Linked DNA regions of Mus musculus: region 2 is linked to region 1. The links are chromatin loops, found by intact Hi-C in ENCODE. Cell type or tissue: left cerebral cortex. All regions are shown on one strand. Each heading gives the region's core, and the rest is flanking DNA. Links, peaks and the distances in the headings are about the cores only.

Evidence for each region. A loop is a pair of places that touch in the nucleus more often than their neighbours do. Peaks named below come from ENCODE experiments on the same cell type or tissue, not always from the same donor. Only the 100,000 strongest peaks of a DNase experiment are listed, where the experiment ranks them.
Region 2: a loop joins it to region 1, with 5 times the contacts of the local background. A loop is called at or near these places in 5 of 42 quality-filtered maps.

The regions. Positions count from the first base shown.
Region 1 is chr2:94,241,291-94,245,010 of GRCm38, forward strand. It overlaps Mir670hg (a long non-coding RNA gene), which reads right to left. Exons shown (of 8, transcript XR_003953878.1): 3 at 2,023-3,720. It overlaps Mir129-2 (microRNA 129-2), which reads right to left and starts at 163; the gene lies at 74-163. Mir129b (microRNA 129b) reads left to right here and starts at 88; the gene lies at 88-152. In left cerebral cortex, for the core only: a CTCF peak has its summit at 1,990; DNase peaks (open chromatin) are centred at 737, 1,243, 1,925, 2,535 and 1 more place; H3K4me3 peaks cover 2,409 bases; H3K27ac peaks cover 1,852 bases.
Region 2 is chr2:94,120,359-94,124,078 of GRCm38, forward strand. The region is part of intron 1 of Hsd17b12 (hydroxysteroid (17-beta) dehydrogenase 12); the gene reads right to left. Among named protein-coding and RNA genes, the nearest start is that of Hsd17b12, 36 kb to the right of the region's middle. In left cerebral cortex, for the core only: no CTCF peak of the experiment used is centred there; DNase peaks (open chromatin) are centred at 2,039, 2,270 and 2,515; H3K27ac peaks cover 1,389 bases.

The DNA.
Region 1 (3,720 bases), core at 650-3,149:
GTCTCGGATGGAGCCGCTTCGGGAAGGTGCTGGCTTCGGCGGTCGCTGGTAGCTGCAGTCACGTCGCCGAGCGCGCCCTCCGCGAATGCTTTTTGGGGTAAGGGCTTCCGGCTATTGAGTTATGTACAGCAAGCCCAGACCGCAAAAAGATTCGCGAAAGGCAGTCTACCCGCTTCTTCGGTCCGCCGCCACCGCCGCCGCCGTCGCCGCCGCCTTTAGCCCAGCATGTCTCCGAACCCCGAAGCCGAGGAGACTGGATCTCCCCGGCGCGCTCCACCGCGGCTCATCCTCCCCACCCTGCGCGCCGCTCTCCCCTCCTCGCGTCCCCAAACCCATCCCTCTCTCTATCTCCAGATCCCCCGACTCAGCCTTGCACAACCTCGAAGAGGTAGTGGAGAGCGATAAGGGTAGCTCGAAGGGGGACCCCGGATCCCAGAGCCCTGCCTCCACCCCTCTCGCCCTAGCACTCCAAGCCTCCGATCCTATCTAGTCTATCACCCAATTCCCCCATCAGGGTTCTGACAGCCCTGACTGCAAGGTCGTGGATCTCTGAGCAGGTACGATCCAGATTTCCCCCGAATCCCCTCCTATCCTCCCTAGTCCCCCAGCAGAGGTTCCAGCCGTGACTACAGGCGCTGCGTAAAGAGAAAAACTCCCCCAGAGCACTAAATAAATACAGACAAGGCCGCCAGCTCATTGGTGTGGACTAAAATCGTCACCCACCAATCAGAAGAGAGCTCACATTTCTTTTTTTTTTTTTTTTCCAGAAGGGGGAGGGAGAAAAATATTTCCATTTCTAATTATTCAACAAAACCTAGACTAGAACACATTAAAATATTGTTGTTCCAAAAGCTGTCCATGACTCCCTCCCATTCTAGCCCAGGTGAGGGGGTGGCAGTGTATATTGGGAAAGAGGGATTCAAGAGAGCGACCTCTTCCATCGGGACCTAAGCCAGAAGAACCAGACGGAAAATGACTGGCAAAGATGAACATAAAACAAGCTCAAATCCCACTCTAGTTGGCCTATTTCTAGAAAATTAGACCTTTTCGAGTCCCCCTACCCCACTCTGCCCCCCCAAAGTTCTGAATGTTCACTAAGAAGGGTGAAGTTTCTCCCTCCCCCAGAGCCCCCAACCTGTCCAGATCATGGTGTCTAATGGCCCATTTGCCTCAGGTGCCCTTCCTTGTTGCCCCCCCCTTCTGCAAAATATTGAGGGAACAAGAAAGGGTGAGCTGGGCATTGACTGTCACAGTGACAGGAGATTCCAGCATCTGCAGGAGGGAGGGGAATAGAGAGCTAGAGAGGAAGGAGGGGGCAAAGTCTCTCCTCTCCCCCCTCCTCCCTGCCCTTTAAGTCCCTCCCCCATTCCATCTAGCCTAACTTAAGGGGGATGCCCTCTTCTTTATGTGCAGGCCCACCCAAGTCCCAGTGCCCTCTTGCCTAGCCCCAGGGATGCCAAAGGGTGTGATTAAACAAACGCCTATCTCCCTTCCAGTAGGGGGTGAAAAAAAAAAAAAACTTAAGTCAGGGTGGTTACTACAAGCATCACAAGAACTTGGGGGCAAAAGTTGGGTTTTGTTTTGGCTTTTTCACTTTTTTTTTTTTTTTTTTTTTTTTTTTTTGCCATCCCAGAATGGACCTGCAGGCAGGTACGCGCGCGCGCGTACACACACACACACACACACACACACACACACCCTTGGCTTATCATACCCACAGAATGCATTTCTGGACCTGGAGCCTTAGTCTCCCAAGTTCCTGTCGGCCCACCCACTCCGCCCATTCATCACCCTCCTACAGCTCTGTGACCCACCCACCCTCCTACTGCATCCCCTCCGCTTGGCTCGGTTACGGAAAGACGCAAGCACACACCCTCCCCGCGTCTCAACGCCGCGCCAGAGGGGGCTACACAGTCTGCGCTTGCCTCTAGCGCAGGGCAATTGGGGAAAAAAGTTCTGCTCGGCCGACCGTTGAGCCTACCGACCACCAGGCGGCCAGCGCTGCAAATTCTTTCTCCTTACCTGAGTCCGGGGGTCTTGGGAGTGCATTGGTTCGGTGTGCTCTGCAGCGGTCTGGAAGCAGCCCTCTCTGGCCAGCCCGCTCCCCTCCTGCCCCTCCCCAACCCCCATGGGTGTTTGCCCAGCGGCAAAGCGGGCTCTTCCAGGTAAGTATATAAGTTACTGTACTGTGTGGGAGGGTCACGATCTTGATAATTGCAGCTTCCCGAGTTTAACCCGTGCGCTCCTGCCTCCCTCCAACTTGTTGAGGACTCGTTGGGGAGCCGGAGAGGCAAGCCAGCGCGGCAGAGAGCGCTGGCCCGGAGAGGGGCGGGTGTGCAACGGGCAGAGAGGGGACAGCAGCACTGCGCGCAGTGGAGTTCAAATGCAACACCCCCTGGCAGAGGTTTTCATTGGATAGGTCTTCCCCCCACCCCCGTTCACCCCTGGTTTGCACCCCCCCAACTCCATGTAGGGGACGTCTCCAGGCGAAGTCACGATTCCTTCTCAGTTCGGAATGAAGTGTGACTAGAGCCATGACGCAGCCAGCGCGCATTACTCACTTTTTGCAGTCACGACTTGGGAATCCGTGCTGGTTCCAACCAAAATTGCACCGCTACCATTGAATTATTTAATAGGATCCAGTTGGGGGGGGGGGGGTAAACTTGTGCATTGTGCCAGGCAGTGAAAACCGCAAGGGCAGAGGGCTGGAGGGACATAAGGACACGGAGTGCCCCCCCCCCCACTTTATGACTCTCGGAAACCCCACTGCCACGGCTCCACGTGTTGCAGGTGCCTTATTGCCCCCTTCCTCTCCTGGCAATTTCCTTTGCAAATGAGGCAGAATTTGTAAACACCACAACTTGTGGGGCTGAGAGGGGCGAGGCTTGGGAAAGGGAACTGGCATATCTACCCCTTGAATGAAGAGGAAGCCTAGGGGTGGGACATGAGACTACTAGCAGCAGCTTTGCTTTAAACTTGGGTTGTCAAGACAAAGTGTGGGTTGCAGCGTTATTTGGTAATTCTGCACCTCAGGAACAGCCCTTGTTACTATTAGGAGTTGAAGTCTCAGCCTCAGCCTCAGCCTCAGCGAGGAAATCTGCCCAGGAAGGGACCGCTTCTGAGCTAAAATTAACTCGACTCACCACCCTCTTTTCCCTCCAGGGACTGCAATCCGGTTGCCCTGTGCAGGTCCCTCACTCAAGGCGGGCCGCTTCCAGGTAGATAGAAGAGCTAGCTAGTCTCCTCTCGCTATCCTGTGCCCCCCTCCTCAAAGATCTCGATGTTCCTGTGTGCACGTAACCTTATTACAGACTGCAAGAGTGCTTTGTTTTCCCCATCGTGTACTCTTGTGGGTCAGTTTAAAGATGCACTATTACCCTGCTCCGAGGCGTTAATCAGTATGAATGTTTCTGTGTGTGTTACCTGCCCCCCCCCCCCGCACCATGACATTCTCTTTTCTCACCTGTCTGGCTAAGGTTTTGCCCAAGTATCTGAAGCTGATTGCAATGAATCTCATTCACAACTCACCCATAGGGAGCTGGTGGTCTTCCCATTAACATTTGTCAACCTTGAGAACAATCCTCCCTATTTCCTCCTGATAGTGGTTTGTAACATTGCCTTAGAGGAAAGCCTGGAGTCTCTGCATAGATAGCACCAGGAACTCCGGTCCTTTGGCTTGTGATACTCCCATTCCAGTAAGTGATTTAGAGATTCTGTAAC
Region 2 (3,720 bases), core at 478-2,977, 120 kb before region 1:
ACTGTTAAATTTTTCAGTCATGTGCAGGCATTGCCTTTCCAAAAAGCAAGGCTCTTTACTAATACGCATATAAAGTTAGCAAAGCTACCATTCATCTCTCCCAGGATCTCCTAAAACAACTTCTAGTGCATCTGCATCTCGTTTTTTTCTTATTCCTCCCTTAGTCACTCTCCTGGGCTCAAGTGATCATTCCACAGTACAAATCCAAATGTCACTTTCCTGCCTAAAACCTGTCAGTCATGTCTGTCTGTCCCCACAGTCAAACTGGCAAGCCAGCGACTTCAAAAGGAGATGATTAGTAACGTTTTAAGGATGAATGAGTGAATGAATGAATGAATGAATGAATGAGTGAACTCCCCTTACCCTTATCCTTTACAAAGTCCTTGACATGTTTCCCTTAACCTCACACCAATCATGCTGGAATGTGTCCACTTCCTGCAAGGTAACACTCTCTTCACAAACACGATCCTCTTTATTCTCAATCTATATTATGCTATGGTTTAAATTTGATCTTTGTAAAATTGAGGTGTTGAAATTGAATGTCCAATATGATAGTAGGCCAACATGGGGCCTTTAAGAAGTGTTTATGTCATGAGGACAATACCTTTTTGCATGGAATTCATCAGGGCTTCACAGAAGCCTGCAGCCATAATTAAGCCTCTCTGCCCTGTGCCCTTGCCATGCAAAGAACTGTATTCCTGAGGTACAGCAAGTCATTGGACTGGAGAACACTTTCATAGTACAAGCAAGCTTGTTGGCACCTTGATCTTGGACTTTCCAGCATGAAGCACCATGAGGACTTAGGTTTCTGGCTTTCTAAATTTCTGCAGCTACTCTGGCAGATCAAATGGACTGAGCCATTCACAGCAAGAGTTCTGCTTCCATCTTGGAGGTTTTCACTTGAACATCCTTGCCCCTTCCTTAACAACCAGACTATCAAGATCTCACAATTCTCTATAATTCTCCTTATGACATTAGTAACTTAGGGTTCCACAGGACTGGGTCTGTCTGGGTCTCCAGAATTTAACTGATAGGACAGTCACTGGTTTAAAAAAGAAAAGCAAAAGATAATTTAGGCTGGAAAGACAGCTCAATGGTTAAGAGCACTTGTGACTCTTACAGACAATCTGAGTTTGGTCCCAGAACCAACATGATGATTTATAAACCATGTACAATTCCAGTTCCAGGGAACCCAATTCCCTTTTCTGACCTCAATGGACAGGCATACACATATATACATATATATACACACACATATACACATACATGTGTATGTATATATATGTGTGTGTATATATATATATGTATATAATACACACATACATGCAAGCAAAACACAGACATAAAATTATCTTAACAAGATGATTCTTGAGGCTTTGCTGAAGAATAGAAGGATACATGAATGAATGAATGAAAAAGATTCTGAATGGAAAGCTGGCTTCTTGCAACAAGACTCACTGTTTCATTCACTCCTTATTTGGAAATAACACACTGCACCTCCTCTCAACATCACACAAGAATCTACCATCTAAAATGAGATTTTTTTAAAAAATGTAATTTCAAGACGCTTAACTTGTTTATAATGAACTTGTTAGATATATACTTTCAAAGGAGTCTATGGATTTCCTTGAAAGGAGCTGGTCTGCAGTGACCCATCCCAAACAGAATTAGAAAGGAAAAGTACCCATTTTAGATTAGTAAAGGATTCCAAGTTCACTATTCTCATCCCTAAGATTTGCTTCTTGGGTTAACAGTGGGTATCCTCGGATCCCATTTTGCTATGGAATAAGGGGATACATTTAGACAACTTTCCACGTGATACACAAAAAAGCTCCCTTGTGTGTTGGGGAAATACAAAGGATGGCCATGAGTAGACCGAGGTGAGAAAGAAGAGGAGATGGGGAAAGGGGACTTTTAAAAGGCTCATGTCTGCACAGATAAATATAACAGCAAGACCCACATTTGCAAGCGTCTGAGAAGATGAGAACTGACAACTATAGAGAATATCCCAACTTGGCATCCAGAAGTGTTTCGCTTGTTACAGATTACATAAAATACTGGCAACTGACCAGTTCTTCTTCCAGATTTTATACAGTCAACAAAAAGTACTTTAGCTTGTATAGGTTAAAAATATTCTACTCTTTTTGTCCTCAACTTGCTAGGAACAGATATTTTTAGTAAGAGCCCAATCAACCTTATCAAAATCAAACATCAAAAATAGACTAGAGAAACACTGGAAGCAAGCGTGCTATTTTTAGCTCTCCATCTTTTCCCTGTCTCTGCCCACTAAACTCTGACTGCAGAGCCCATGCCTAAGAGCTTACTTATTTCCAAGCAGCTTCCTTTTGTGACTCCCCACTCCCCTGCAACACCTAAATGAAGAAAACACTCGACTGATTAAAGATTAATACTGCCACAAACCATGACAGCTGCCTTTCCCAAGTGCTTGGGGTGGTGGGAGGGATAGAAAATGACAGAAGGCTTGCTTGCATCAGTATTCCTCCTGGGGATCTATTGCATGGGAAGAAAATTGCTATTTCAATTCCCTTTTGTTGCTAAAAATAGCAGTCTCCATTGATTCAGGCAAACAGTCTACAGGCTGAGCAGAGCTGAATTTAGAAAGCACTGAAGTCCCTCAGAGCAAATGCTAACGTAGTCTAACATATGCCAGCTCGTATTTAACAAAGAACAAAGAAGAGAAGCATGCAGGGTGCAAGTTCATAAAACACCAGTAACTTCCTGCATTTTTATTAAAAAGAGAATAGTGAAAGTGATATAAAATAAGAACAGGCAGTAGGAACTTTTTATCCCTAGTCATAATTTAGTTAAAAATTATTATTTTTAGGAAAAAGTAAATTTAGGACTAAACCAAGACACATGGACATTTTCCATAACTCCAGTTTGGGGTCATATCCATTTCTTTCCTAACTATAGAATATAGATATCCACTTTACTACAGTCCTAAAGCAATATATTCTTCCTTGTCTCTCAAGCAGTTCTTACAGTTCCCCCAAGCATCCGTCTCCCACTCTAGTTTTCACTACCTCTGTCTGAGCCAACAAGATACTGAGCCATTTATAGTGTGCCATTTTAAAACACAGACCAAACTCAAACAAGCAAACAGAAAATACCCAAGCACCTCGCACTACTGCACCCATCGGTTCAGAACAGAGACAAGAACTGAAAAGTGGAATCCTCTAACAGAGGTGAATCGCCGGCCAGCTTCAAGATTGCTGCCTGATTGTCACTTTGCGTGGTTAACTGAAGTCCTTTCCAAGCAATGATTCATTCCAGTTAATGGCATGTCTTCTTTAAAAATGCAAACACTATGTAAGAATTAAAAGGCTATCAATCCTCATGGAGCCATGTGATTTCATAAAGCCAAATTGTTCATAGCTCTCCTTACCCAAAACATGAGGGCAGAGCAGAGGAGGCTGCAGAGAGCAGGGGTCTTAATAGTTATCACCTTTGAGTCACAGGACACCATATTAAGACACCATATGCAAAAGGCTTAGGCTTCTGTTATTTTAATACATACTCAGAAAATAAATCACTAAGCTCATGAACAATAATGCCAGGTTCAAAACCCCAAATTCTGTTGGTTTTTTGATTTGTAAAGTTAACATTGTCTATCACACAGAATCCTGCTAAAGATTCAACAACTATTGAGTAACCACCATACTATACTAGGAAAATATTAAAGAGAGCAATATATATCAT